3 separate regions of the Mus musculus genome follow, and regions 1 and 2 are each linked to region 3. The links are chromatin loops, found by intact Hi-C in ENCODE. Cell type or tissue: left cerebral cortex. All regions are shown on one strand. Each heading gives the region's core, and the rest is flanking DNA. Links, peaks and the distances in the headings are about the cores only. Region 1 has its middle 14 kb from the start of Gm36495. Region 2 holds the start of Gm36495 (a long non-coding RNA gene). Region 3 overlaps Rock2 (Rho-associated coiled-coil containing protein kinase 2).

Region 1 (10,689 bases), core at 2,914-7,913, 68 kb before region 3:
CGTCAGCTCTGTCCCGGGCTCACGGCCACAGACACATCTTACAAATAGAAATGGCTGATTTAAATGATAAAATGCCTTTGCAGTTCTCATTCTGGAACCCTAAGTTGATTTCTGAGTCCAGATTGATGAGGGCATGAATTGTTTCTCAGAGGGCCCACCCCCCCACCCCACCCCCATAGCATGCTTTGTCCCATGAGCCATGCCCTGCTCTCAGGGAGCACAGCCACCTGCCTCATCTCTTTCTTCTTGTGTTGATTGGGTTAAGACCTGGCAACGCCAGCATAAGGGTCCTTCACCTCCAGGATCAGTGTGTTCTCTGAATTTCCTCAGCGTGCATGCCCATGTGTCCTCAGACCACATTCCCCTACCCTACACACTGGGCTGCCTGACAGTGGTGTCTATGAAGGTGGCAACCTCAGCTCTTCACACTGTTCCAAAGCTCTGTGCCAAGAACACAAGCCTACCAGCGTTTAAGCTGGACGTGTCTCAACTCAGAACCACAGTGCTCAGAAATGCAGTGGCCATGCATTTAGGGGCTGGGAAGTGTGCCCAGGCATTTTTTTTTTTTTTTTTTTTTTTTTTAGCATACCAGTCAGTCAGGAAGCTCGGCACCTATCACTCTGTAGGTGGAAGCAAAACAACCATTCACCCTATATCAGATGAGTACCCTCTCTGCACATTTGTGATATGTGGCTAGCTCCTGGAGGCAGCTGGAGGGCCAAACAATAAGCAGAAATCCAAACACAACAAAATTAATTAGGAGGGGGCCGGTTTCAGATTTTCCCCAGAGTTACGTGGGATTGCTTCTTCTAAGTGTCTGTTGTTGCTTATGGCTAATTCATTCATAAAGACAACAAGGACTGAGTGTGAAGCCCAAAGGTGGGTCCATTCATCTTTTCACTGGGTTTTTTTTATTCCCCCTGTAAGTTAACAAGTCTTCTTTCAGAATGTCTTTGCTCCTCTTATGGTAAAAAGTACACAGATTTCTAAACTCTGCTCTAGGGCAAGTCCTTGATTCCACAGTGACAATAGGGGACGGAGAGGGGAAGCTGGTTAGTGCTCTGTGGTACCAGCTCGTGCATAACAATCATTTCAAGAGTTAGTGGCCCAGCAGTGATATTGTGACTTTTGCTTGCTCTGATTTCTTTATTATTGTGGGGGTGGTACTGGGTGCATGTAGGTGTGGGTGGGTGTGGAGGTGACAACTTTGAGGAGAATGGGTTTCAGGGATTGAACGAAGGTCCCAGGCTTGCACAGCAAACACCCTTACCTGCTGAACCTTCTCGCCAGCCTTGGTTTTTGGGGGTTTTGTTGTTGTTGTTGTTGTTTTGGGGTTTGTTTGTTTTTTTTGAAACAGGGTAGCCCAGGCTGGCCCTAAACTAAGAGGCAGTTTTTTCACCTGAACCTCCCAAATATGAAGATTACAGGCATGCGCCTCTATACCCAGCTATATAACTTTCTTGAAAGACCAGCGTTGTGGAGTCAGAGTGCAGACTGTTCTGCTGTTGCCCAGGATCAGAAAGAGGGAGCACAGGAAACGTTGCTGGCTTCGAATGAGCAGCTTCAGAGCCTCATGATGATGGGAACATTGCACTGCCAAGCCTGATAGCCTGAGCTCTAGGCTGAGCACCCGCATTGCCGAAAGAGACTGATTCTTTTTCTCTTTTCTTTTTACATTTTAAAAAAAGATTATATATATATATATATATATATATATATATGCAAGAAGAGAGCATCAGGTTACATTACAGACGGATGTGAGCCCTCATGTAGTAGCTGAGAATTGAACTCAGGACTTCTGGAAGAGAAGCCAGTGCTCTTAACCGCTGAGCCATCTCTCCAGCCCATCTCAGATCTCCACAAATACACCATGGAGTGCACATGTGTTGCAAGGATGGACATACGCAAAAAATAAATAAGCAAGTAAATAAAAAGTTAGATGGATTCAGTAAACAATCATAATTTTATTTTTCAATAATTATATAATTAAATATTTTAAATAATTATTTAATAAATAAGTTTGTAGGTAGTGTGTATTCCGAAGTAAAAGTATAAAATGGCTAAAGAAAAACGGTGTAAAAAGAATTTTTCAGGAGTCTGGGGCTGTAGCACAACTGAATTCTTGTACAGTGCCCTAGGTTTGATCCTTGGTACCACATAAATGGCACGGTGGGTCATCCCTGTAATCCCAGCAAGACAGGAGGCTCAGAATTTGATGGTTGGACTGGGAGATGGCTCAGTAGAAACAGCACTTACCTCACAAGTGTGAAGACCAGATCTCAGCTCTCCAGAGCCCACGTCATAAAGAGGATAAAGCAGTGGAGTGTCCATCTGTAACCAACCCCAGTGCACCTACAGCAAGAAGGGAGCCCGAGACAGGAGACTCCCCTAAAGCTTGTAGGCCAGCAAACCTGGCATACACAGTGGTGGACAGCAGAAGACCCTGCATCAAACAAGGGGGGAGGTAAGGGCCAACCTACAGCCAAGGTTGACCTCTGACTCATGCCTGCACTTCCACTACACACACCTACTAAGGTTCACCATTCAGAGTTGGCATCCCTCGCCCACATTCCTCCGCGTCCAGGCCTGGCCCTCTAGTCCTCCTCAGGATTGTTTAACTGCTGACTACAGTGTACAAGCAGAAGATCATGAGAATGTGACGATGGGAGACTGATCAATAAGCTTTCAGATTTCCTTTGTGAGTGAGGATTTGCTTCCGTCTTTTCCCTAACCACGAGCCCATGAGCTGAGAAAGCTGGGGAGTCAGGACTTGAACCCTGGAGAGCAGCGGGGGCAGCCAGTGCTCATAGTGCTTAGAGTCAGGCATCCAGTCTCCCTATGTTAGAAAGCATCTCGCGTCCTGGCTATTTCCCAAGTAACTCTGGTTGATAGGTGATAATATTAGAGTAAATGAAAAGTCGTTCGTCTCTGGTGGAAAAATCAGTCTTCAAAGGAATAATAAAATGTTGTTCTGCTAAGCCTCCTTAAATGTGTTTCCATTGAACCATGCGATGACTTATTCAATCACAGGCTGATGAATGAAAAGAAAGGCCGTGACTATGACTTGATGTTGAACCAAGGCAAGACACCACTTGCCAGTTTCCCAAAGGAGCCAAACATCGTGTCCAGGACGTGACAAAGGTCTTTCTACTAATAGCGTTAGCCAGAAATACCCTCACCTCCTTAGCTGTCTGAAGATAGGCTCCATTTCACAGCCGACTTAGGAATTCTGTTTGTCAGTCTTCAAGACACATTTATAATCATTTAGAGTCAATCTCATTGCACCGCTTCGCTGAGGCACAGCCGGGTTTTGATGCTGAGAGTTAAGCTACAGCTGGGGTTGTAGCTTCCTGGGATGGTGCTTGTCCAGCGTTCATGAGGCTATGAGTACCATGTTCTGAGCCAGAAAAAAAAAAAAAAGACTAAGGGAGGAAAGCTGGCTCGGGGTAAATATATCCTGTTTAGACAGGTACTTAATGCAGTTTCAGGCTACAGTGCAACCGTGCATTCCACAGCTGTTAAAGCCATATCTAATTACAATCACCACCCGCACTGATCAGCGCCTTGTTCTGCGGCAGCCAGCGAGTGGACCGATTCCATCTTCTCTGTCAGGTAAGGACCACCCACCGGTCCTCTGTAGAAAGGAGGAGGCCGGGCTCTGGAGGGTGAACAAGGTGTTGCCCAGGGCTTCGTGGCTGAGGAAGACTGGGCCACAGTGTGCACTCCCAAGCAGGCAGTGTAATCCACAAGCCCACACTCATGCCCTTGGAAAACTGACCTCTAGTCAGGTTGGAGTTATAACCCCTTAGAGGGAGTCTTAATTTTCCGACAAGTGCTTCATGAGCGGGGATGGATATGATCTCTAACTGGGATGCCTGTGCCACCCAGCCCACTCCTCTGACCACTTTTCCATCCTTTAACCAGTACTGTGGGTACAGGTTAGGTACGGTGAGGACAGGTGACAAGAAGAGATGTATCAATGGTCTTAGGAACCCCCAACCATAAATTTATCTTTGTTACCAACAATTTATAACATAATGTTGCTGCTGATAGGTGTCTCAGTTCCTAAGACCGTCAGAAATCTGTGTTTCCCATGGTTGAGACCCAGAGTTGACCACCACTGACTGACAGCTTGACTTCAGGAGTCTGGAATGCTCATGTATTAGCATTAATTCTGAACAAGAGCACTTGATTTGACATGTTTTGAGTGAATCACAGAAAGTAATATGCCACAGCTCAGAGGCAGGCAGCTCATTGGTAGAGCACTTGTCTCATATATATGAGGTCTTAGGTTCGATCCCTGAGACCACAAAGAAAGACTGCCACCAAGAACGTACAAAGTCATCATTAATGCTTGAAATATGGTATTTTTATGGATTAATATTTAACAGCATCTCAGAAGGTAGGATTCTCAGGACCTTGTGAAAATATACTATAATACAGTTTTGTTTTTTAAAAGTTAAAGCAAGGAGGGATGGAATGGGGGGGGTCAGTTACAAAGGTGAGACCAGGAAGGGGACATTTGAAATGTAAATAAATAAACCAAAAAGAAAAAAATGTTAAAGTAATTGGGGCAAAGGCTAAAGAAGGACAGAAATTAACATGAGGGGGTGAGGGGTGAGCCCCAGAGGGCATTCTGTGCATATGTCATTCATTGCAGTTTGGTCTAAAAATAACCAACACCACCACTTTTTTATGGGAAACATCCTCTCTTTGTCATCGATGGACCCTCTTGTCCCTTTTGCACTTGATCCTTTCTGGCCAGCATTAGGAAAGGTTAGTGATACTGTTCTTTGTCTGCAGGGAGGGGAGGTAGGGGTTATTTTTGTGTTTTGTTTTCCTCTGAGAAGCTACCTAACACAGCAGCTGGGATAATGAACAGTCACTTGAGCTTTTTAAAACAAATGACCATGAGGAACAGTTGAGGATTCATTTGTCAAGCCGAGTTGGAACGTCTTCTGTGGGCAAGCTCATGTTTCCAATTTGGGACGCGTAGCAATCAGCTGCGGAGCGTCTCATATCCGCTTGACGTCAGCACTGAGCCCTGTGGTATCTTTAGTAGCTCACTGTGCACAGTGACACCAAGGAATGAGCTGTCTCCTGGAAAACAGCTTGTTTGACATATGTTTATGCAGCTACAACTTGGCAGTGATATCAGAACTCTCTTCTAGAAATTTCTATCACCGCTACACACAATGGACAAATCTGAAAGAGAGAGTTTCTGTTTCCTAATGGCCCTCCCTTTCCTGTGAGGATCATGAGCTACACCCTCATGTAACCGCAACCTGGGCTATACAAACATTGACAGCATTCCTTCCATCAGCATCAAATAGATGAGCTGAACATATAGAAGGAAAAATAAAATGCCCCAGTGCAGAGCCGAATTCTGTTTTACACAAAATGTCCGTAGTTTTCATTTTGTCTTGCTGTACAAATGAAAACATCAAATACACCAGGCACAAAATGTTAAAATCAATACTATTTTGCTTTTAGTGAATTTGGGGTCTATGTGTATTACAGAGATTATATATGTATATATGTGTATATATATATATATAGTGTGTGTAGTGTGTGTATGTGTGTATGTATATACACATATATAGAGATCTTATACACATACATGTAAACATATGTACATATATTGTGTGTTGTATGTGTATGTATGTGTTTTTGTATATATATGCACATATAGAGAGATTTTACATATATGTGCATATATATATACATATATTGTGTGGTGTGTGTGTGCTCAAGTGCACAAGTGTGTGAAGCAGTTACATGAGTGCAAAAGCACGTATGTGGGCATTCTCTTGAAACTGCAGGAGGACCTCAAGTATCCACTGATTGGGGCTGTAAGGTGCAGGTATGAGATCTAGCTTGCAAGCTTCCAGGATCCGCTCTTGCTGTCCCCACCTCCTTGGCACTGGGATCACAAGTGGATTGTACCTGCCTTTTGCACGGGTGTTGGGGATTGAACTCAACTCCTTACACTCATGTTGCAAGCACTTCATCTACTGAGCTATTCCCCAACTCACCATTTTTTAAAAATCCATTTTATGGGACTGCAGGGATAGCCCTGTATTGTACTTGCTTTGTGTCTCATTACCTCTGTTCCTTAAGCTCTGGGGAGATAAGGTCTCAGTCTGCCTTGGTCTCTTGGCCTTATCTAGAAAGCCTAAAATTACTTCTATCTAGAAGTGTAGAGACTGTACCACATCACCATGTCTATCACGATATTGAGTGGATGAATGAATGCATTAACAAACTAGTGTATAAAACTCAGGGCAAGCCAGGCCAGTAAGATGGCTCACCAGTTAAAGCTGTTTGTTGCCAAGCCTAACAAACTGAATTTGATTCTCAGAACCTACACGGTAGAAGGGAAAAACCCCAAGTTGTTCTCTGACCTTAATATGTGCAACATGGTACTAGTACACACACACACACACACACACACACACACACACACACACACACACACACACTAAATAGATGTAAGAAAAACAAAAAATAAAAATTGGGACAGTGCAAAATTTATTAGACTGACTACAGCAAGGACACACATGCTTTTGGCACGGGGCTTGGGTTGAAGCAATTTCAGCTGCGATGAATTTAGCAAAGAGCTGCATTGCTCATAATGGTTTTTAATGTTTTCGTGCTGAGAATGCACTGTGTCTTAGTTTCCTTTACTGTTGATGTGATAAAGCAATTCCCGGGAGAAGGGAGTTATTGTGGATTGCAGTCAGAGCTGCAGGAGCTGAAGCATTTGGCCACATTGAATCACAATCAGAAAACAAGTGACAAGGGCTGGGTATGGTGGCACACATGGGTTGTTTTGGTTTTGATTTTGTTTTTCAAATTTTTATTGGATTTTTCTTCATTTACATGTCAAATGTTATTCCCTTTCCCGGTTCTCCACTCCCTGGAAACTCCCTATCCCACCCCCACCCCCGCTTCTATGAGGGTGCTCCCCCACCCACTCCCACCTCCCCATCCTGGCATTCCCCTACATTGGAGCATCGAGTGGCACACGTTTAATTCCAGCACTTAGGAGACACAGGCTGGCAGATCTTTATGAGTGCAAGACCAGCCAGGTCTGCATGGTGAGTTCTAGGATGGCCAGGACTACATAAAGAGACCCTGTCTCAAAAGGAAAAGAAGGAAGGGAGGGAAGGAAGGAAAGGGGGTGGGGGGTGTAAAAGTATCTTTTATTTGCCTGATGTCTTCTCAGAGGTTTACTGCCTCTATCCGCTAACCTAGGCCTAGTCTTGGGAGTTTCTAGCCTCCATACAGTCTTATCTAGACCTAGAATGTTTTATCTCTGAGGCTAATTGCTGAATAAGCTCACCCTTTCTAGCTCTTTCTGAACTCTAGCTGGCTGGCTCAACACAGCTGTTCTGGCTCAAAACTCTTCTCCAAGCTGACTGCTTCAATCTGGCTTCACTCAGCTTCTGACTGGATTGCTCTGCTTGGCCTAATACTAACTTTAGCAATATAGTCTACTCTTCTGACTCCTTCTTGTTCTGTGAATCATCTTATCTTCACCTGTGTCTAGTTTGTTCTCTCTCTGCAACCTGTCTCTTCGTCACTTCAGAACTTGCAGAATGGTAGATCACTTCGAAGCAGCTTATCTGCAAATTGCCACGTAGAGTCTCTCCAGCATCTATTCCACAGTGGATAGACAGGAATGCTCAGGAAGGAGTGAGCACTGATGGCAAATTCTGAATCTCTTCAGTAAACCCAAGAGAAATTGAAGAAATTGGCTATTTCTCCAAATGGAGTAGATTAAATAGGTCACTGGATAGTCAGCCAAGAGGCTTCCTTACTGCTAAGAAATTCAAAGATTCTTAAGACCCAAAACCTCAAGTGATTGATTACATTGGCTTTGTACAGTCCGGATAAGACAGAACTTTACCTAACTCTGGGATCACTTTCTCTTCATGTGCAGATTTGGACATCCCTTTCAACCGCGTCAAAGGGCGTGGCCAAGGTGGTGGCTCCAGCATTTACCTCATCTATGAGCTGCTGGAGCGCTTCAAGGGATGAGTCCTACAGACCCAAAGCTGTGGGATCTCCAAGCCACAAGCAACAACAGGAGATCTGAGAGGAGTCTTGGTGAGGATCCAGTACTGATGGTGTAGCAGAAGCCAGAGGCCTCGAACCAGGCCAAAGACTCATGGCAGTGAACATTTGCAAGTACAGATGTGTGGACAAAAGGATATACTGTGGGACACACTGTGACACACTACAACTTCTACAATGAGATTTTTGTTTTGTTTATTTTATTTATTGTACTTTATCTTTTATTTTACTTTAACAGACTGAAAGGTATGGGGAGATGAATGAGATTTGAGGTGCAATGATGTGAAACTCACAAAGAATCAAGAAAAAAAAATATCCATAAGATCAGGCTGTTGGCAAGTCTGTAGAGCAATTTATTAGTTAGTGATTGATGGGGAAGGGCAAGGCCTACTGTGGGAGATGCTATTCCTGGGCACATGGTCCTGGGTTCTATAAGAAAGCTGACTGAGGAAGCCATGAAAAGCAAGATGAACCCCTGCATGGCCTCTGCTTCAGTTCCTGCCTTCAGGTTCCTGCCCTGAGTTCTTGCCCTGACTTCCCTCAAAGATGGGCTGGAAACTGTGAATTGACATAAACTCTCTCCTCCACAAGTTGCTTTTTTCATCATGGTGTTTTAACACAGCAAAGGAGGAGCAAACTAGAATAGCTTGTGTTGTTACAGCAGTGTAAATAGCTCAAGGAAGGAATGACTGAGTGAGCAAGTTTGCCCTGAGAATCCCTGCCCTGAGGCTGCTTTACAGCTGTGGAGGGCCTAAGCCAAGGTTAATACAGCCAGTCCTAGACTAAAACAGAGAATGGCCACCTCTCAAAATGTGGGCTTAACAGGGCTTATAGGAGCGCACAGAGACTGAAGCAGCAATTGTGGAGCCTGCATGGGTCTTCACTAGGCCTTCTGCATATATGTTATGGTTGTTAGCTTGGAGTTTCTGAGGAACTCCTAACAGTGAGAGTGGGGGTGTCTCTGACTCTTTTGCCTGCTCTTCTAGTGTATACAGTATACTCATAGACATTAAATTAATTAATTTTACAAAGCACCTCAGAAATAGTTGTAAATGTCTATAGTCTTGACATTCCAATGAGAAGGGCACATCAGCTGATTGGGCTAAAAACAAGAGTCAAGATCCAACTATTGGGGCTGGAGAGTTGTCTCGGAATTTAGGAGTGCTTGCTGCTCTTTCAAAGGACCCCAGTTCTCAAGATCACATCAGGCAGTTAGCCACCATCTGAAACTCTGGGTCTGGAGGATCCAATGACACCTCCTGGCCTCTATGGGTATGCACACTCTGATACACATAGATAAAAATAATAAAAACAAATCTTTTTTAAAATCCAACTATTAAGTAGTTTCCTTGACATTCAACCATCAGGAATACACACAAAACAGTAGGCTCTAATGCACTATGACTTGGCCTTGGGGAAGATAGTAGATTTGAGATAGTTTCTAGAACCTTAAAAAGCCATGGAGATGTAGCCCAGATGGTAGTGTGCCTGGCTGGCTGGAACCCTGGTCCATGCCCAAGCTCTTCTTAAACTGGGTACGGTGAGATATGCCTGTCATCCTAGCTCTGGAGAGGTGGGGGTGGGGGACCAGAATCGCAAGGCTATCCACAGCTACACAGTGAGACAGATGTTAGCCTAGGTTAAAAGCCTATCTCCAATAGAAATCTGTCCCAACACGGTTCAGGCTTTTGAGCTGCAAAGCTGGATTTGCGCCTCGGGAACAATCTATGGTGACTCATCGGAAAGGCTCTCTCTCCAGGCCCTTATCAGCAGCTGAGTCACTAATTTGCTTAGACTGACAAATTGGACCTTGTCCCCTTCCCAGGCTTTTCTTTGCATGTGCCCCACCACTGCCAGATCATGGCTCACCCAAGAGACAAATGCCCAGAATTTGTTTTTGTCACACTTGTCTCCTTTTGGCTCAACTCTTTCCCTACACTATATGGCTAAAAATAGTTGAAAGCAAAGTCTGTAAATTCAGGGGTCTATCTCAGGGCTCAGACTTACAGGGTTGAGTTTCTCTCTCAGCTCCAACTTGGCTTTCTTAGCTAGCCAGGAACTAAGGCTGTTTGCTGAACTTGCATGCTATCTTTGATACTTTTCCTTCTAAGCCAACAAAAGAGTAGGGAAACACGAGGTGGCTATTTAAGAATGCAACCCTATGCCTCAGCTCTGTCCCATCCCTCCAGAGAGGCCTGCTTCTCTTTACTTTAACCCAGCAGTTCTCAACCTGTGACTCACAACTCAAAAGACCATCAGAAAATACAGATATTTACATTACAATTCACAACGGTAGCAAAATTACAAATTTAAAGTAGCAATGAAAATAATTTTATGGTTGGGGTCCCAACACAGGGGAACTGTATTCAAGGGTCATAGGCGGCTGAGGGTGACTGCTTTAACCTGTATCTGCAAAGAGAAGCAATCCTTCCTCTCTTTCCCATCTCTCACCTTCCTCACTTCCAAAGGCTTGCCATGTCAAATGCCAAGTTCAAGGCCCAGACTCAAAGCAGACACTTTTAGCAAGTACTTCTTTCAAAGTCCTCTGCACATTAGTTTTTCTGATTATTAGGAAGCAGTCTCAGGGCTGTGAAGATGATAGCCCAGTTG
Region 2 (10,689 bases), core at 2,350-7,349, 54 kb before region 3:
GCCCATTGTGAGTGATCCCAAGTTCTATAAGAAAACTGAGCAAGCTATGGAAAGCAACGCTCCTCCATGGCTCCACATCAGCTCCTGCCTCCAGGTTGTGCCGTACGTAAGTTCCTGTCCTCCCTACTTTTGATGATGAACTGCTTTATGGAAGCCTAAGCCAAATAAACCCTCTCCTCCCCAAGATGCTTTTGGTCATGGTGTTTCATCACAGTGATGGTAACTGTAAGACATACACATAAATTAAAAATAAAATAAATCAAGCTGGAGAGATGGCTCAGCAGTTAAGAGCACTGACTGCTCTGCCAGAGGTCCTGAGTTCAGTTCCCAGCAACCACATAATGGTTCACAACCATCTATAATGGGATCCGATGCCCTCTTCTGGTGGGTCTGAAGACAGCTGCACTGTACTCAAATGCATAAATAAACAAATAAATCTTTAAACTATATAAATAAAATCAAATAAACAATTTTTTAGAAAGCCCAATGAGCACATGTGGTTATAGGCTGGTTCTCAACTGTCCCCTGTGCTGCAAACAGTACAGTAATCCCAGAGATGGGACAAGGGCTGCTCGGAGGGACTTCAGCACAGACTTGTACTCCCTGTAGCGTTTGTCAAAGTGGGGTAAGCAGTAGCTCTGAGGATTTTGTGCTGTATCTGAAAAGAGTCTCATCTTACAGAGGTGTAGGACTTTTTGGGAAGAACAAAAGCAAAAACACAGTGGCTTTCCAATGAGCAAAGACTCAGTCACTGCTATGATGTTGCTGTGGGGAGGAGAGAGGAACCTGAGGGATCTATGGGTCTGGGCGATCCTGTTATTGTTGTTGCTTTTAATAATACTAGTAGTGGAGTCAGTATTGTGTGCTTTTCCCAAAGTGTTATATATTTTCACTCATTCGATTTTACGATATCCTCCTGACATTGGACAGCCTTGGGGATTCAATGAATTCTAATGAAACTGGGGCTCAGAAAAGAATTTCTGGCTACATAGGAGTCCAAAGGAAAATCAGGCTTGATTTTCAGACTATGTAATACTAAGAACGACTGCATCATGAGTATCCCAGCAGGCAGCCATGGCTCTCTATAAAGAGGAGACTCAACACCACATCCATCACCACAGCCATCATACCCACACCACAACCACCTCCCTCAGTAACACTACCATCATAACCATCACCTCCCAGAGAGTGATGAAAGGACTTTACAAAACTGTAGCTAGGGTCAAGGGAACCCATGCAGGGACAGTGATGAGTCAGCCAGAAGAAAGGGAGAAGAGCCCTTGCCACCCACGTGACAAGGAGGAGCCAAAAGAGCGGGCAAGATCTGGACCCACAGTAAGAGTTCTGCCTGTAGGAGAGGGTCACTAGGAGAGAGTTGGGAGAAGGGCAAGAACAGCTTCCTTCCTCTCATTCTCCCCACTCCTCCCACTTCCCGTTGGTCCTTCCTCCCACTCCTCCCACTTCCTGTTGGTGCCTTCCATTTGCCAAAAGCAACTGGATGCATTGAGTTGGTGAGATCAGCTTCCCACAGCCATAAGCCTGTGGATAAGAGTGCAGAGGAAATGGAAGCTATCCAACAATGACCTACCATGTACTCATGCCATGGCAGCAACTTCACCAGGGAGTTTACATGGTGGCTTCCTGTCACCTTAGTCCTCATCCTGTGCCGTGGCCATGGACTCTCAGCTGCTCAACTCTGGCATATGAAAAAAAATGAAGCCCTATTTTTCCTAGAATTTTATTTAATTTCTATGTAGAGCCTCCACTCTCATGGGTGGCAGAAGAAACCTTGTCTCCACCTGCATATTAGAGGTTTTTCATTTCGTTTTGTTGTTTTGTGTGGCACTAAGGATGGAAGTTAGTGCCTCCATCCACTGGGGTTTTGAATGACAACATAAGCACATAGTTTTACCCCAAGGATTCATGCTTGTTTACAGGGCTTCCATGAGGTAGAGTCAACATTCCCATGTCAACAGTAGCGTCTTTCAAGATGTCTTTGTTCTCATCTAGATTCTTGTCACTGGGTCAAGGTCATGATGACCTGCCTTACTTATATGACCGTTCTAGACTCTGTTCTCTTATAGTCTTCTAGAGAATCTATTGGCCATAATGTAAAGAAGGTGGTAATGGCCACATGATGGTGGAGGTGGATGTGGAAGAGGAGATGCAGGAATAGGCCACTGACTCGGGCTTTCCAAAGAAGCAGAAGAGAAGTGCCAAGTATTATGACTGACCTTGAAGAAACTCCCACATACGTCGATGGCCTGTGGGGTAAAAGCAATCAGAATAGAAAAAAACAAAACAAAACATGAGAGCCTTTGATCTGGTGAGCACCAGCCAAGGGAATATAAAATAAAAGCAGCGTACGTCCCAGGCATGGGGTAAGAATGTTCCATTTGTGCCCTTAAGTAACTCATGGGTGATTTATTGTATCTCCATTTAATTGTCTGATCTGGTCCCTGCAGAAGCCAGAAGGAACCACAAACTCAGCCAAATATGGTCCCATAGTGGCTTTGCAAGGGCCAATATCACTGCTCAGGCATGTGGCCTTTGATTTAATGAGTACATTCCTTTTCATGCCAATCAGCAAGGATCAGAAACATTTCACATTCACATGGAATAGACAATAATACACAATTACAGTTTTGCCTTGGTGCTATTTAGCTTACGTAGTTTCTGTCATAATAGAGTGGGGAAGTTTGGATCAGAGGGGCCACAGACCATCATATTGACCCATGTCATCTGATGTTTTGCTTTTCAGACAAGGCCTCTCGTTATGCAGCTCAGGATGGCCTGGAATTCCCTACATGGCCCTGACTGACCTCAAACACAGACAGTCCTCCTGCTCACCTTCCCAAGTACTGCGATTACAGGAGTGTGGCCCCCAACATGTCACCGATCCAATGCACTGATGGATCTTCCTGACTCAGCAGGATGAGGAAAGGGTAGGGGGCCTATGGAGGAACACATCATGTACATGTGCTCTTGGACATTTAGAACCCAGCATGTCATTATATCTCTGATGGGGACAGTGGCCAGGAGCAGAACCCAGCATGTCATTATATCTCTGATGGGGACAGTGACCAGGAGTAAGCTGCGCCAAAGAAAAACAGAATTGCTGCATCCCACTGGAGCTCCCATCGCAAAGGAACCACAGTATTCCACGGGGCTCCTGGGCTCCACAGCTAGAAATATGATTCAAGGTAACATGGAAGGCTGTTAACTTTGAGTGGCCCAGAGCAGGACTGGGTCTATCCCTGACTCAAGACTATGATGCAGCCCTTCTGCTTGGACCATGCAAATGAGCCAAACCTGTAGTGATGGAGGTGTTAGTGGTAGGGAGAATACATACCCGCCTTTTACCTAATGGTTCCTGCTGTGTTTTTAGTCCCCTGTAGGAAGGGAAAGGTTATCCATGGAATACCCCATGAGCTGGGTATGTACCAGGTGAGGGAAAGACACAAGGTCAAGTCTGAGCTGAAAGATGCGTTAGGAAAGTCATTTGAACAGGCATCAAAAAACCTGTGTGTGGTCGCTAACGCTGCCATCTTGAATTGATCTAGAATCAGCTGCAATATAAACGTCTGGGCATGTGCATGAAGGAATTTTGAGACTGGGCTAACTGCAGTGAGAAGCCTACCTTAAGCCTAGCCAGAAGCATTTCGTGGGCTAAGGCCCCAGACTGCGTGGAATGAGGAGAGTGAGCTGGCACAGAGTTCATCTCTCTCTGCTTCCTGACTGTGGCTGCAGTGTGGCCAGCTGCCTTCCCCACCATGATGGACTGCATACTTCAACTGTGAATCAACATAAACACTTCCTTCCTGAAGTTGCTTTTCTCAGGTACTTTATTACCGCCATGATCAAAGCAGCTAAGATGACATGGCACACCCACAGTTGTGCCAACAAGCTTCCCTTCCTGACAGCGTTTCTATGGCCATCCATTAGGTGGGAGCAAGCAGGGAGTCACAGAAGACTGGCTGAGGGATGAGGGAGGGCCTGAATTTGATTTGCAAATGGGTTGGCTTTGCTTATGGGTGCAAGCTGAAGCTGGAAGACAGTTGCTTTAGAGTAACACCAGTGAGTGGACCATTAGTGACCCTGGTGAGAAGTCCTCACTGTGGTGGGCATGCAAGCATTCAAAGAGCATCCCTATGATGCATTCTGTGTGTGTGTGTGTGTGTGTGTGTGTGTGTGTGTGTGTAGAAGGATGGAGATAGCAGATCTGGGAACTGGACCTATTCATAGCTGGAGCACATGCAAATGGGCACAGAGAACCCAGGTCTTGCATTCTGTTAATAACCAAGAAGCAATAATCATGCTATTAAATAACCAAGTAGGTAAAACGAACTCCCCCGTTGCGGCATGCGCCTGGAAACTGGCATCCCAAACACACAGACAGATGGCCGCAGAGGCAGAAGCTCCCACTCACCAAGCCCATGCCACCTTTGTGGACTGCGCTGTTCAGCTCTCCCTTCAGGAAAGAGCTTGCTGTTCTGTCACAAGGAACACAGTCGTGAGACAGACTGAGCACTCTGTGGTTCCTTGCAGCAACGTCCCAAGCCTGCAGTGACTGAGCCCAAGTGACATTTCTGAGCCTTCAGGACTGTTCAGACAGGGAATCTGTGCTCTACAACTGCCTTCTGGGCTGACCATGAGTCACTTCACAGAACCCTCCTGGCAACAGGGAGCTGCCACACCCATTTCTGCTCTCTGCCTTCCACCCTTGGCAGGTGTCACACCAGCTTGTCTTTTTCTGATCCCTTGATCCTTCACAGTATTATTCCCTAGGGAGCTGTCCCCCCCTCCCCCCTTCACTCTGTTTCTCAGAGGTCATGACACGATGCCCTGGGCCACGTGACCTGAGATTCCTTAGCAATGACATCAATAGGGCCAGCTGTTAACAGGTTCCATGGGGGTCATTGCTCAATCTTGTCCCGGAGACTAGCCCACATTCTGGTGTGCAAACGCCTTGACCTGTCAATGGGCCAGAGAGTTCCTTGCAGGGAAACTGTAATCAGATCTCAGACCCAGAGTCCAGGAGGCCCCTTGTGGGAGCAAATGTGATGTCTGATTCAGGAGGAGGAGGCAGCAGTGAGCCACAGGGAGCAGCCAGCTTTCTCGTTCGACACATCTTCACAGGAAATTCTGAGGATTCCGAGAATTCTAAATTTGAATCTGGCCTTTCAGGGTGTCAAGGTAGGTGGATGGAACATTATGTAACAGTGTCTTCGCTTGACTGATAATGCTCAAGTATTTATTTTAAACATTGAAGCATCTGAAAATGTTAGGAGTCGGCCTCGGAATTAGTTTCATTTGGGTCAGTGGGATGTAGTGACTGGTGTTAAAATCACTTCGGTTATCATAGCCTTCCTGCAGAAGGAAGAGCTTCTGTGAATTTTCCTGAGATCTGCCATGCCTTCTTACCAGGCATGGAGACAGTGTAGGACCTAAATGTCACAGTGAAATGACCAAAGTGGGGTCTAAAGTAAAACAACAAATCAGACATTCAGCCGGGCGTGGTGGCACACTCCTTTAATCCCAGCACTCGGGAGGCAGAAGCAGGCGGATTTCTGAGTTCCAGGCCAGCATGGTCTACAGAGTGAGTTCCAGACAGCCAGGGCTATACAGAGAAACCCTGTCTCGAAAAGCAAAAAAAAAAAAAAAAAACAAAAAAAAACAAAAAAAAAACCAAAAAAACCCAAATCAGACATTCGTGGAAAAGTCTTCCAATAAAGACATTGAAATGTAAGCAGGACATTTGTTCCTCGTGCATGTATCAAACCTCACAGAGCTGGGGGTGGGCAGAGGCAGCTCAGTGGCAGAGTGTCTCACATCTGCAGGTCTCTGGGTCCCACCTCCAGCACACCAAACAGAAAACAAACAAAAGCCCCCAACTTTCCAAGCCAACCAAGGCCAGATAGCAAGATCCTATCTCAAAAGCAAAAAGAAATGAATAAGACCCCTCGGTCTGGGATGTAGCTCAGTTGGCAGAGTGCTTGCCTAGCAAGCATGGAACCCTGGGTTCAATTCCCAGTTCCCTGTAAACTGAGCATGGTGCTGCAGACCTATCATCTTACCACTTATGAGGTGTAAGGTGTAGAATCAGAAATTCAAGGATATAGGATTTGAGACCAGCCTGGTGTACAAGAGACCCTGTCTCTAAATGTGTAAATAAACAAATAAAACAAAACTTCATAATTACTGATAATAAAAAACAAATTTTCTCCAGCCATCCTGATCAAGAGATTGAATTAATTTAATAATCTACATAAATTTTGCCTTATCATTATCATATGAAGAGGCTATCAGCTGTAAGCATCCAGTAATATAGTCCAATAACAGAGGCAAAAGTAAGGATACTGGAGAGATGGCTCAGTGGTTAAGTGCACTCATTACATTTTCAGAGGACCCAGGTTCAATTCCCAGCACCCACATAGGGTAGTTCACAACTGCCTGTAATGCTAGAAATGCTAGGGGGATCCAATGTCTTTTTCTGACTTTGTAGGCACTAAAACACAAGTGAGTGTACACACACACACACACACACACACACACACACACAATAATAGCCTGATATTGGCACATACCTTTAATTTCCAAACTCAGGAGGCAGCAGCTGGGGATCGCTGTAAGTCTGAGGCTGTTCTACATAGCAAATTCCAGACCAGTCAGAGTTATTTAGTGGCATCTTGTCTCAATAACAACAATAATAATTATTATCATCATTATCTAAAAAAGCACTTTTAAAAATAGTCATGTAAGATGGTTATAAACATGGTTGTTTATTTTGGATCTGTTTTTTTTTTTATCATTTTTTCATTTACTGCTGGGTGAGAGAGGCTAGCTGAAGAGTCCGTGAGCACCATGGTGTGCACGTGGAGACTTGAGGACAATCTTTCAGAGTCCATTGTCACCTCCCACCTTGGTTCTGAGGGAACTATCTCTCATATTCTTTCTGCTGCTCTGAGTATTCCAGGCTAGACCTAAAAGCTTCCAGGAGATTCTCCAGCCTCCCTCCTCCCATCTCATAGTAGGAGTGCAGGGATTACAGACATAACCTACCACATGTGACTTTCTGGAGGTTCCAGGGATCGAACTTAGGTCCTAACGCTTGCTCCTGCTGAGCCATCTCATTGATCCCGGATTTTCTCTTTATGCTGTAACTGCAATCTGTTGTGATGTCCCCTTAGAAAATACTCCTGTCAGGATTGGGATGTAGCCTCCTGGTAGAGAGTACTTGTCTAACAGTACTTGCCCTTCCCCAAAGAAATCCCTTTAATGTTGTATTACAAATGTGTCTCGTCTTTCGATTAAAGATCCCTCCACACTGACTAACTTCAGGCCTCACTGAACCTGGAATCATTCCTGAAAATCTTGTGGTTTGGAAGGTAGAGCGATTGATTGCCCCGGTTCACTGAAGTCAAGGGCTAGAGTTAAGTTGCTGACTCACTCTGAGTCTGGGTGGTTTTCTGCTAGATTCTGGGATCTCCAGGCGTCAGGACTGCCAGGCTGTGTGTGGACTCTCCCTTTACTCCTTCCTACTCTACAAATTCCCATAGGAAAAGCCAAAAGGGATCTCGCAAGGAGTCCTTGATGAGACAGCCTCTGCCAAGAGGGGGCTGGAGCATCCCGCTCTGCCACAGCCCACACAGGGAGGCTGCGGTAGAGAGACACAAACCAGAATCAAGTGACTCAAACAGACAGCTTCTTCAGGAGGAGCACATGACAGGTGCAGCCAGGAGTTCTGCATCCCAGAGTAGGACCCCAGTGAAACACTGGTGTGGCTCCCACATGATCAAGAGAGGCAACGGCAGACAGCGGTAGGATTTCATGTCTGCACTTCCGCGCTCCTGAAACAGCTCAGCTTTGCAAAGAAATGGCTTGACTGTGTTGAGCCAAGGCCACACCCAGGTTCAGGCTTGCTGCCAAGGGCCCTAACTGACCACTCATCTTTGGCGTTGGGCCTGTGGACACTCCTTTTGTTGATCAGGGCTCTTGAGAATTACAAAGCATTGCCTAACCTGTGTAAGCCCACAGATTCAATCCCCAGTACAGCAAACAAAATATATTTTGAAAGTAATAAAGTAAAATCATAAAAGCATTGCCTCTGGGAGCAAAGAGGACCTAAATGTCACTGAAGGCTGTGACTCTTAAAGGGGTGACCCTGACAAGGACAGTGAAGATGAAAATGGCGACAAAGGGCTAGAGACATGGCTCCACGATTAAGTACATGTACTGCTGTTGTAGAAGACCTGAGTTCAGTTCCCAGCATCTGTATCAGGTGGCCCACAATCACCTGTAACTCTAGCCCCAGGGACCTGATGCTCTCTTCTGGCCTTCAATGGTACTGGCACACACTTGCACATACCCACATATGTACACAAACATATTAAAATATAACAAGGGGCTGGAGAAATGACTCAGCAGTTAAGAGTACTTTATGCTCTTCCAGAGGACCAATGTTTGATTCTCAGAACTCATTTGGGGACTCAAAACCATTCACCTGTAACTCCAGTTCCAGGAGATCCGATGTTCTCCTCTGATATCCATAGCATGTGCAAGGTATATGGACATATATACAAGCAAAGCACCCAGACACATGAAATAAACTACAAATAATCAAATATAAACACATGTTCAATAAAAAGAAATTATTTTAAAAGCCTATCAATGAGGATATTAAGGTAGCTTTTTTCAAAAGCAAAGTGGATACAGTTTGAGAATTCCCATCTTGGCTAAAGTTGTATATTGTTTCACCAATGTTAAAATCTCTTTTGTAAATGATAGAGACTGTGATAATTCTGGCCAGCAGTTGGTGTTACCATGTGCTGGTGGACACTGGAAGTGTATCTCATTTAATCACTGTGAGAACCTTAAGAGATACACACTATTGTTAACCCAACCTTGCTTCTGAAGGAACTGAATTAGGGAGAGCCAGTTTGCCCCATCTCCATAGCAGCATGTCCTAAGTCAGGACTTGAACCCAGACAGTCTGGTTTTATCAGGCATATCCTTAACTGTCCCATCATTCTATTGGAGTAGACTACAGGTGGTCTTAGAATTCTTGCCTGCATCTCCCAGAAAAAAGGTCTAGGGGCTGGAGATGTAGGAATGGGGTTTTTGTCTTGTATGTGTAAGGCTCTGGATTCTATTAAAAAAAAACAAAAACAGGCATGGTGGCACCGACTATAATCCTAGCACTCCAGAAACAAAGGCAGGGGGACCAGAAGTTACTTCAAGGCCATCCTTGACTACATGATGAGTTCAAGGCCAACTTGGGTTCCATGAGGCCCTGTCTAAAATAATAAGAAATAGATTGCTGGGCGATGGTGGCACATGCCTTTAATTCCAGCACTTGGGAGGCAGAGAGAGGCAGATTTCTGAGTTCTAGGCCAGCCTGGTGTACAAAGTGAGTTCCAGGACAACCAGGGCTATACAGAGAAATCCTGTCTCGAAATCCCCCTCCCCCCCCCCAAAAAAAAAAGAAAGAAAGAAAGAAAGAGAGAGAGAGAGAGAGAGAGAGAGAAAGAAAGAAAGAAAGAAAGAAAGAAAGAAAGAAAGAAAGAAAGAAAGAAAGAAAGAAAGAAAGAAAGAAATAGACAGATTGAACCTAATGCTTTCTTCACAAACTGCAGTAACTGGGACATCTGGAGGCTTGAAAGCCACTAATGCAGCCCATTCAAAGTACAGGACTTTTAAGGGGATGAGGCAGGGATAACCCATTGTCATCTTGGCCAGATGGACACAGTGTTAGATAAAAAAGAAGACCTGCCTGGTGCACCTTCAGCATTTTCAAGACACTGGCATCTGGGGATTTCCCTTGGTGTAGACAATAGCTGACTTTAGGAATAAATTCTGAAAATAATTCCACCTGCATTCCCGGGGACATCCTGCCTTTGACAACGTACTTCTGTGCAGCCCCCTGAACACGGCCGCATTCATGCTCTGCTCAGTGGGAATTTCCAACACCAGGGCCTAGAAGCTCCACCTCCTCCCACTCAAGGACTGGGCTTCCAGGTTGGCTGTTTCCATGGTGAAGGTGAGAAGAAGAGAGAGGTTGGATCATTTCCATGGCAACTACGCAGGAGTGGTGGTTTCCTTGGCAACAGTGGGAAGGTAGAAGCAGCTGGGCTCAAAAGATCCCTCCCCCATCTCGGCTCTTCCACCACAAAGACCACATGGCAATAAAGACACATGCTCCTAAGGATAGAAGTGTTCCGTCTGGGCTCTGGAATCAGAAAGACTGTTTGGAATACATTATTTCATTATTTGTTTTCTCATTTATGAAATGGGCCCAATAATAGAAGCAGTTGAATTGGGTAATAAGAAGCATCAACACAAACTTGGGTATGTGTGAGCCAAGGTAAAGCCTTGTTATTGTGAAGTACCTAAGGACTACCACATAGCAATTACTGGTTTTGCTCAAATGCAGAGGGGAGCAAATCAGATTTTATGAAGCCATTCAAGAAACAAGGAGGCTGGGAGTCAGGAATCAAGTGAGTCTTCCTGAGTCTCGCTGGTCAGGAGCTGGTATTGTGGCTGAAAGCCAAGCACTGGGACTAACAATCCACTGTTCTTCTTCTTCTCCTCCTCCTCCTCTTCATTTTCTTCTTAAATTTTAATTTAATTTTATGTGTATGAATGTTTTGCCTTCATATATGTCTATATACCACATGCATGCCAAGTCTG
Region 3 (10,689 bases), core at 2,395-7,394:
TGGGTAATAGCTCATTGTGTTGTATTTGCATATCCTGATGACTACCACACATACTGGCTATTTATATATAAATATATGTGAATCATCTGTTAGAGTATATGCCCTTTTGAAAAGTTGGGCTGTCATACAAGTTTTTATGTGCTAGACATAGAAATGAATTTGTATACAAAGGGAATGCTGTGAAAATTGTCTTGTGTTTTTTCTCAGTCTGTGGTATGCCTGTTTTTAACCAGTTTAAAAGATGGTTATTGCTTTTTTCTGCCCAAGTTATTGTTGCCTAGACCTATGGTATCGAAATACCTTTTTTTGTTTTTATTCTAGAATGTTTATGATTTAACATTTATATATAGGTCTAGGATACATTTTACCTAGTTTAGTGTGTGGTGTGAGTTAGGGATTGAAGCTGATTTTCTTTTTTCCTCCACATGATTAGTTACTCAGACTACTTAGCAGTATTATTATCATTATTATTATTATTACCATTACTATTCTACTACTACTATTTTGAGAAAAGTATTTTTTCTTTTTTACAGAGTTGCTTATCATCTTTGCCAAAAATCTGTTTACTAGTAGACTTTTGTGTGTTTTCTTAATAGTCATCTTCAGATACTTAGTCATGGTTATGTTGTCTAACCAAGCTTTGTTTGAAACTCATTTCTTTTTAGTTTTATCTGTGGAAATGGGCAGCCAGCCAACCATGACTGGTAAGATAAAAAGCATCTTAGATTTAAAAATTATTCTGTACTGGCTGCTCATGAAGAGGGTAATTGGGGAAGAGAAAGTTGATGGCTCAGTTCAACATTATAGGCCCAGGATGACATGTCATTGAAAATCCAGGGAACTGGTGGGGTGACTCAGTTGGTAGAGGTGTGTGCTACCAAGCCTGGCTAGTGACCTTGAGTTTGATTGCTGGGACCCACAGGGTGAACAAAGAAATGACTCCTACGAGTCGTCTTTTGATCTGTACATGTGCACTGTGGCACATTTACACAAGAAATGTAAACAGAACGAGACAAAAAACCACAGCCCACAAAAGCATACTTATCAGTAGTGGGCTAGCTTATATATTACATGAAGTTTAATATATAAATTAGTATCCAGTCATGGTGGCTGTCTGTTCTTTATCCATGCTGGGAGCTGCTCTTGTTGCATCCGTGCTTTTCTTATCCTTCAAAGTGATTACTTCAATGTAGATGTTCTTAGACGGTCTGCAGTTGGCTTGTTTTAAGTGACCTTCATTTATCTTTCTGGAGAGGTCTGTTCACATTGGCTAGTCTCATTCTCATATTCTCTCTTTCTCTTTCATATTAGGGTTGCTTTTTGGTTCATTGGTGTTAACTCTTTTGGAGAATATTTCTAAGGACTTTATGCTTGTTTTCCAGGCATCTAAAATGCTTTACAACTGGTCATTTTATATTTAATGCCTATTTTACTTTATTCTGTAAAAGATTTTTGAACAACTTTAGTTATGATGTATGTGATAGGAAATTTACTTTTAAGGGGTTACAGATTGGGAACTAGTTTCCAGCACTTCATTATTGAGGTTAACCTTTAGCTCTGGAGATGAGAAGCAAGCCTGTTTTAATACTTGAGTAAATGGTGATGAGGAAGTCTTACAGTGTTAAAGTATTGTCTTTTTTATATTTCCTAGCCTTTGAGGTTATTTATTTAATTTACTTATTACTGTTGAAGTCAAGAGCTCACCTTATAGCTGCCTGGTCTTTGTAGCCCACGCTGTCCCTTAACTCATGAACCTCCTGCTCCAGCCTTCTAAATGCTGGGGCTACAGGCTTGGGGGAACAACACTTGGCTTGTGAGTTTATTTTTACTTAATGCATAAAAGGTAAACTGTATTAGGATATAGACATTTTTGTATGTTCCTTAGCTATTTGTTGAATAAAAAAAAATAATTCAGTTTAAGTGATAAGAGTAATATCTTTAAAGGTATGGTCCCTCTAGAAGTGATAATACAATAGACCCCAAGTATTTTGATATGTTCTTGTCATTTGGACATAGTCTATTCATAAGAAGGAATATAGGCAAACATCTGTATGCTGAGAAGATAGGTTTGGAAGGTTAGAACAGTTGGTCTCCTAGGAAAAGTAATTGTAATGTAGACATTTTCTAGATTGTACTGAAACAGTGTGTTTAATGAGAGATAAAAGCTAATTTTGTTCTGTATTTTAGGTGAATTTAAGACTATGTGGGCTAAACAGCTTTTAATCATTTGTGTGTCATCTGTTCCCTTGCCCTAGCTTCTAGTTAATCAATCTAGTTCCACGTGGAGCCCAGTGATTTTAGTCAGCTTTTCATGATCAAGAACAGATGAAAAAAATGGTGGTATGTTTCAGGTTAACCCTCAAAACAGTATGTATATTGGCTGTTAGTAATCAAGAAATATTTGCTTATTAACAAAATTAAAATAAAAATCAGAGGCACGAGAGATTTTGTTCAAGAATGCAAGTGTCTCCCAGCACTAGGGATGCATAGACGGACAGGTCACTGAGTTTTAGACCAGCCTGGTTTACAAAGTGAGTTCCAGGACAGCCAGAGCCATACAGAGAACCCCAATTTCAAAAAACCCAGAAAGAGAGGGAAAAAAATCTGGATGTCATTACAAGTTATAATGAAAGTCTCTATTGAAAAAATTTCAGATAGTAAGCATATTATAAAATAACTTTATTATATTTTATATTTATTTGTGGGTATGTGTATATGTTTTTGACACTCAGAAGTCAGAGGACAGTTTTTGAGTCTCTCCTTCCTTCAGGGATCAAGCTCAGGTTGTCAGACATGCCAGCAGGTGCTTTTACACACTCAACCATTTTGTCAAGTCCATGATTACTAACATTTTTATTTAACTTTTATCTATTTAATGTTTATAATGTTTCTTTTTTAAATAAATGTAATTTGCTTGTTCTATTATACTTAAAATAGTTACAGAAATGAGTTTTGAGTTACTCTTTCTGTTAGTGGTGTTCAATTAGAGAAGGGGAGTAATATATAATACTCTATTTGCTTGTGTATCCTTCATAATAATGGGTTAAATATATAAATATAATTTGCAGGCATAGACAGTGTGCATACTTCTATCTCTTATTTGTTCTTAGAATCAGGTCTGAAATTAAAGTCTGGCTGAGGGACAGATGTTAAATGATACCATTGTTTGCTAGCTTTTCAAGTTCTTTGTATTTTCATCAGGATTGTTTTGGGGGTAGCCCTGGCAATCCTGGAACTCTTGTAGAGACCAGGCTGGCCTTGAAATCACAGAGATCCAACTGCCTCTGTGTCTTGAGTGCTGGGAATAAAAGCTTCATTGAGGTATACGTTATATGCTGTAAATTCATCCATTTTACATCTGCAATTTAATTAAACTGTCACCTTAACATGTTCTCATTACCTCTAAAATTCTTTTTTCTTCTTCTTCTTCTTCTTTTTTTTTTTTTTTTTGGTTTTTGGTTTTTTTCGAGACAGGGTTTCTCTGTGTAGCTCTTGCTGTCCTGGAACTCACTCTGTAGACCAGGCTGGCCTCGAACTCAGAAATCCGCCTGCCTCTGCCTCCCAAGTGCTGGGATTAAAGGCATGCGCCACCACGCTGGGTTACCTCAAAAATTCTATTGTTTAGGTTCTCAGTCTTGACTCCAGTGCTAGCTCTGGATCTGTATCTATAAGTTTGAATTTTTTAAAAAAACAAATTCTACATAAATAGTAGAATACATACAGTGTATTAGTTACTTTTCTGTTGCTGTGATAAAACACTATGACAAAGGTAACTTGTAGAGGCAAGTTTATTTTAGCTCACTGTCCCAGGGGGATAAGAGTACATCATGGCAAAGGAGGCATGGTAGTAAGTGGCAGGCATGGAAGCAGGAGCAGCAAGGTGAGAGAGCTCACATCCCCAACCACAGACAAGAATAAGGAGAACAAACTGGAAGTAGTGTGAGGCTTTTTACTCTCAAAGCTTACTCCCAATAACGTACTTCTTCTAGCAAGACTCCACCTCCTAAAGCTTCCCCAAATAGCACCACCACCTGCGGTTGTTCAAATATCCACACTTGTGAGGGACATTTCTATTTTAAACTGTCACACACAATATGCCATCATTGCATCTGGCTTCTTTCCCCAGTATAATGTTTTTAGTTAGGTTCATCTGTATTGTAGCATGTGCTAGCATTTTGTTCTTTAGTATTGCTGAATGGTGTTATTGTATGAATTATATTCATTTTGTTTATGAATTTATCATAGTTGAGGACATGTTTTTATTTCTCTTGGATAGGTTCCAAAGAATGAGATTGTAGGGTCATGTGGTAGTTTATGCTTAATTTTGAAAAGCTGCCAATATTTTCTAAAATGGCCATACAATTTCATAGTCTTTCCATCAATGAATGATAGTACTTGCAGTGTACTTTATTAATAACAAATGAATTTTAGTTGTGTCCTTTCTTTAAGAAAGAGAGAAAGAGTGAGTTTCTTCCTGTGTTGCCTAGGTTGACCTTGAACTCCTGGACTCAAGTAATCCTCTGGCCTCAGCCTCTGGTATAGCTAGGACAAAGGGCATGTTTTACCATGTCTTGATTGCTCTTCTCTTTTGATTTTTAGTAGTGTACCATGGTGTGCTGTATATATTTAAATTGTTTTTATGTAAGGAGATGCTAATCAAGTAATGAGAGGTTCCCCCTCCTTCACATGAGAATCTTAGTTAACAAGCATTTATTTTTTTTAATGAACTTCGTTATGGAGCCTTTCACTTCTGAGTAATGAAATTCTTGTTGAACTTTGTAAATTCTTGTAGGAGTGACTCAACTAGTTGGGTTTTTTTTTTTTTTTTGAGACAGGGTCTCACTATGTAGCCCAGGCTGGCCCCAAACTGTTTTTCCTTAGCATCCTCAGTTCTAGGATCACAGTCAACGTACCAGCATATTTTGTTCAATTATTTTTAAACAAAATATTTTGAGGACTCTGATGTAAGCATAGTCTTTCCAACTTTTTTGGATTTTTGTTTTGGGTTCATGTTTTAATTTCATTTTAAACTGTTGTTAGGAATAAGTTTATAAACAGTCTGTCATCTTGACCACAGTTAGAGTGCTATAACTTTCTTTTCTGCATACAGATTAGAAACAACTCTTTTTTTTTTTTTTAAGATTGATTTATTTATTATATGTAAGTACACTGTAGCTATCTTCAGACACACCAGAAGAGGGAGTCAGATCTCATTACGGATGGTAGTGAGCCACCATATGGTTGCTGGGATTTGAACTCAGGACCTTTGGAAGAGCAGTCGGGTGCTCTTACCTGCTGAGCCATCTCACCAGCTCCTAGAAACAACTCTTATTGTCACTCTAATAACTAGTTTTCTTTAGAGTTATGATAACTGTCATGATGTAACTGTTGCATTGGTTTTGTCTTTGAATACTCTGAAAATTCGCATAACATGTCCACTCTTGTTCACAGGTGGCATTGCATGCTGATTTGTAGGTTTATATTATTTGGACATTTTTCAGTATTCTCAGATGATTCCTTATTTGAAAATTCTTTTTTTGTTTGTTTTTGTTTTTTGTTTTTTCGAGACAGGGTTTCTTTGTGTAGCCCTGGCTGTTCTGGAAACCACTCTGTAGACCAGGCTGGCCTTGAACTCAGAAATCCGCCTGCCTCTGCTTCCCAAGTGCTGGGATCAAAGGTGTGCGCCACCATGCCCTGCTTCCTTATTTGAAAATTCTATATTTGCATAGGACTTTAGTATTTTGTCTTTTGTTTAATCATACCTCATCTAGAAGCCATACTTTTAATTGCTTAAGGTTTTTATTAAATATATTATAATTGTTTGAGGTTTTTATTAAATATTAATATTTTTATTAAATATGACCCTTGCTTTTATTAAGATTCAGAGGGAAATTTTAGCAAATTCTTTATTTAGATTTTTTCTTTTATGTTAAACTCATGTTAAAATTACTTTTGGTTGTAGTGTTTTTGTTTTTAAGACTATTCAGAGATATCCTCTGCCTCTCAAGTACTGAGTTTAAAGGAGTGCATTGTGAGTGTGCTGTATATATTTAAATTGCTTTAATGTAAGGAGATGCTAATCAAGTAATGAAGAGAGTCGTCCCCCCCCCCACACACACACGAGAGTCGTAGTTAACAAGCATTAATTTTTTAAAAAATAAACTTTGTTATGGAGCCATTTACTTCTGAGTAATGAAAGAGTCTTGCAGAACGGTGTAAACTGGTAGAAGCAGAGTTGGCTTGTGTGTGTGTGTGTGTGTGTGTGTGTGTGTGTGTGTGTATGTGTCCCTGTGTCCTGCGTGTGTGTGTGTGTATCAAAAATATAAAATACATTAGCATAGTTGGCTTGAACTGATTCTTTCAAGAGCTACTGAAAATGAATTTTGGTATGTTGAATTCTTACAAAAGCGTCTAAAGTATGAAATATGGGGATCCTACCGTGAACAACCTCTCTTGGGGATTCTCCCTTTAGAGACCCTCCTGAGGAGATCCCCCCAGCCCTCTGTCAGGTCTCCAGAGGTAGCCAGGACTTTGCATTAAAGGAACATTTCTAGTGGTAGTGATGAAAGTGGCCTAAGGAATAAGATGAGAGGCACTATGGATAATTTTTTTCCCTTGTACTAAGTGAAAAAAAATCAGACACAGGTGTTTAAGATCTTTTCAGAAGACAGACTTGTGTATGTGTCTGACATATAGAAGGATGCCAGGGTCATCACGTTTTGCCTTTTAGGACTCTCTACAAATCAGATTAAGGCTAGCCAGATTCTCTGCTTTCTCTCTGTTCCTTCTTCCTCCCTTAATTTGCTGGGTTTTCTTTCCTTTTAAAGGAAGCATAAGTGTAAAATAGAAAAAGAGATATTGTGATAAGATATACAAAATAAAAAAATGTATCATTATACCTTACCCAAGTTTAAAGATACTGTGTAAAAACGTATTGTAAGTTAAAAACTTACATTAATTTATATGTGTGTGTACACATGAGTGATTATGTGTAGGACACACATGCCACGGTGCATTTGTGGAAATCAGCACAACCTTTGGAAGTTTTTTTTTTTTTTTTCTTTTTTTTTCTTTCAGGCCTTGAACTCAGGTCTTCAGGCTTGGTGGCCAGTGCCTTCATTGCATGAGCCACCTCAGTGGTCTCAAATGTATAACTTTGTTATGAGACAGAGGGTGACCTTGAACTTCTGATTTTTTTTTTTTTAATTCTGTTTATTCTTTTCCTCTTGACAGAATTTCATGTATCCTAGGCTGGCCTAAACTTGCAAATGATGACCTTGAACATTTGTTCTCCTCCCCTCCCCCCCCCCCTTCTCCAAGCCTTGAGATTACACAGGCCTGTGCCATCATGCCCCATTGATGCAGTGCCAGAGACTGAAGCCAGGGCTTTGTCCATGTTAATAAGCAAGTATTCTACTAACAGAACTATAGCCTAAGCTCAAAACACGTAACTGTGATATTTCACATTTAATAATTAGGAAAGTGAAAAATAATGGTAGTCATAGTTACTGAGTCAGCTTAATTCATGAGGAAAAACCCAACTAGAAATTTAAATTTTAATTTATGCTCCTTCAAATTATAGTTCCTAAAGCAATGTGTTCTGTGTCTATCTTGTAATTATGCCTATATTTAAAAAACAGAAGTTTTCAAACATTCTTTTGTGGTAACAGCAGAGGCAGGTGGATCTCTAAGTTTAGGATAGCCTGGTCTACAGAGTGAGTTCTAGGACAGCCAGGTCTATACAAATAACCTGTCTCAAAAACAAACATTAAACCAAAACAACAACAAAAAGGAAGCAAAAATAAAGTGTAAAATACAATCCTTATTTTTAAAACAATTTTGATTTTACATACAAAGCAGCTTTTGAGTCATTGGCTGTACCAAGCAATACAGAGAGTGCTCTTTATATTTTTTAAAAAAGATTTATTTATTTATTATGTGTACAGTGTTCTCCCTGCGTGTATGCCTGCAGGCCAGAAGAGGGCACCAGATCTCACTATAGATGGTTATGAGCCATCATGTGGTTGCTGAGAATTGAACTCAGGACCTCTGGAAGAACAGCCAATACTCTCCAGCCTGCTGTTTAGATTTTTTAAATGTACTTTTGAAATTGGTTCCCCATGTTTTTTAGTCCTCAAAGTCATTTAATACTTTAGTTTTTGTTATTAAGGAATATGTATATATTATCTTGTAGAAATTTGAGATACATATTGGAAATTAAAAAAAAAAAGTATTGAAGCTAGAGAGATGGTTCAGCAGTTAAGAGCACTGCCCACTCTTCCAGAAGTCCTGAGTTCAATTCCCAGCAACCACATGGTTGCTCATGACTATAGTGTGATCTGATGCCCTCTTCTGGCATGCAGGTGTACATGCAGATAGAGCACTTATATACATAACATAAGTAAATCTTTTTTAAAAAGTGTCAATTCTTTTTAAACATTTGTATGAGTGTTGTGTATGCAAGTATGTTTGTAAACCACATATGTGCCTGCTGCCCTTGGAATTCAGAAGAATTCCCGGAATTGGAGTTACTGGTAGTTCTGAACTGTCATGTTGGTAGGAAGTAGCCATTGAACCTGGGTCCTGTGGAAGAATAGTCAGTGCTTCTAATAGCTGAGCCATCTCCAGTCCATGTATATTAATTTTTGAGATAATGATTATATAACTTGGAGGAGAGTGGCAACCTGATTTTTGTATTTAACATTTGAGCTACCATGGCTAGTAAAGCTGCATACACTTCTGGCCAATGTGTAATTAGTGTTTATGAAGTACTCAGCTGGCACAGTAAAATAAGCTTTATAGTTGCTAACCGTTGATTTGGAGGATATAGCTGAATTGGTAGAGTGCTTGCCTAGCATTCACTTAAGAATGGGCTTAAACCCCAGCACCACATAAAATCTGCACAGAGGGTGAACCTTAGCACTCAAGAGGCCAAGGTAGAAAGATCAGAAGTTCAAAGTCATCTTTGGCTCTGTAGTAAGTTTGAGGTTGGGCTGGGCTCTGTGAGATACTGTCTCAAAAGAAAACAAACAATAAAGCCCCAAATACTTAACTTTTTTCGTTTTTATAGCCTGTCTACATAGAGACTTCCAGGCTAATTAGTACTACATAGTAAGACGCTGTCTCAGAAAATAATCAATACAATAATGATGATGATGATGAAAAATATGATTTGAAAAACAAGAGAAGACTGTAAAGTTGCAAAGTTTGGAGACTTTCTGGAAAACAAGTTATTTTCCATATGTAAGACATCTCCATAATAGGAGAACAGATGATAAAATTAAGGCTAAATTTAGAGCTAAGAAAAAGAAACTAGCTCAAAATTGATTTATGATAGTTTTTTTTTTCATGAGAAAAGTTATAGAATTCTGTAATTTTAAGAAATTCTACCACTCCCCCCAGAGGAATTTTTGGAAATTTTTGTCTCGAGATTCTGTGAGTAAGCCTCTTGCCACTATGCTTTAATATTTTTAGGAACAGGTTTCTTCAGTTCGATTTAGCAAACCCTCAAAAGCAAAACAAACATTTAAAAAAATTACAAAAGCAATACATGCCTGTTAAAAATTTTAAGAAATGTAATATATAACCTTTTGTCTGTGGCCCGTGTTATTGAGGCAGTAGACTGTGATACTAGTGCATCCCTCTTGCTGTTTGCATTTAATAGCATTATTTTTCTTTTAATCTCATGCATATAAAATCATGACTGTTTTCCCAGATAGTCTCATCGTGTAGTATTTTTGTTTTAAAAAGAGCATTATTATTAACTCTGCATGTGTGTGTGTGCACCTGTGTGCCTGAAGGTGCACATGAGCCATAGTATGTGTGAGTCAATTCTTTCCTTCCACCCTGTGGGTCCTATGGATTGAACTAAGGTCATCAAGCTTTGCATGGCAAGGACCTTTCCCATCAGTGTCAGCACAGTCTTTTTTTAATGTACAGTTTATTAATATTCAAAACACTGATTTACACAAAGTCTGGGTCACTCTGGACAGGATGGAGGTGTAAGAATTGATTCTGAAATTGGTGGTATCTGTTTATTTTTATTTTATGTGTATGGGTGCTTTGCTTTTATGTCTTTGCCTCTTGCCTGCCTAGTACCCTTGAAAGGCAGAAGAAAGCATTGAGACCCCTAGTACTAGGGTAACAGATGCTTGTGAGCCATCATGTGGGTGCTGGGAATCCAACCCTTGTCCTCTGGAAGAGCAGCCACTGCTGTAACTACTGAGCCATTTCTCCATCCCTGCCAGCACATACTCATTAGCTAACAGAACTCATCTAAATTTAATTTGGCTCTTTCCAGAGAGGCCTGAATTTTTTTTTTTTTTTTTTTTTTTTAAGAAACAGACAGACCCTTTCCGAATTACAATTGTTGCAGGCACTAGCTGATTGCTGAGATGCCTGTTTTTCTCCTTCATAGAGCTCTTGGGACTTGTTGTCTGAACCACCAGCTTAATTCTAATTTCATAGCTGCTGCTTTCTGTTTGATGTGTAAGTCCTGAGACACTTCTGAGACACGTCTTTTCCCTAGTTGTTCTTCTGTTCTCGGTAAAGTTTTTCTCTCTTGTTCTGAGGTTGACATACTTGCTTGCATCTTCAAATTCTTTCCCAGGTATCACCTTCTCCATTGCCTTAAGTACCTGTTTCTCCCAAGGTAGCCTTCTTTCAGAACTTGGAGCTTAGGGTCCTTTC

The links. Peaks named below come from ENCODE experiments on the same cell type or tissue, not always from the same donor. Only the 100,000 strongest peaks of a DNase experiment are listed, where the experiment ranks them.
Region 1: it touches region 3 in a loop (4-fold over the local background); 12 of 42 quality-filtered maps call a loop at or near these places.
Region 2: a loop joins it to region 3, with 4 times the contacts of the local background. A loop is called at or near these places in 10 of 42 quality-filtered maps.

The regions. Positions count from the first base shown.
Region 1 is chr12:16,831,363-16,842,051 of GRCm38, forward strand. No RefSeq gene overlaps it. Among named protein-coding and RNA genes, the nearest start is that of Gm36495, 14 kb to the right of the region's middle. In left cerebral cortex, for the core only: a CTCF peak has its summit at 5,015; DNase peaks (open chromatin) are centred at 5,037 and 6,589; H3K27ac peaks cover 1,651 bases.
Region 2 is chr12:16,846,100-16,856,788 of GRCm38, forward strand. It overlaps Gm36495 (a long non-coding RNA gene), which reads right to left and starts at 4,836. Exons shown (of 2, transcript XR_381304.3): 1 at 4,430-4,836. In left cerebral cortex, for the core only: a CTCF peak has its summit at 5,088; DNase peaks (open chromatin) are centred at 3,908, 4,489 and 5,159; H3K27ac peaks cover 3,116 bases.
Region 3 is chr12:16,900,136-16,910,824 of GRCm38, forward strand. The region is part of intron 1 of Rock2 (Rho-associated coiled-coil containing protein kinase 2); the gene reads left to right. Among named protein-coding and RNA genes, the nearest start is that of Rock2, 11 kb to the left of the region's middle. In left cerebral cortex, for the core only: a CTCF peak has its summit at 5,188 (motif pointing right); a DNase peak (open chromatin) is centred at 4,032.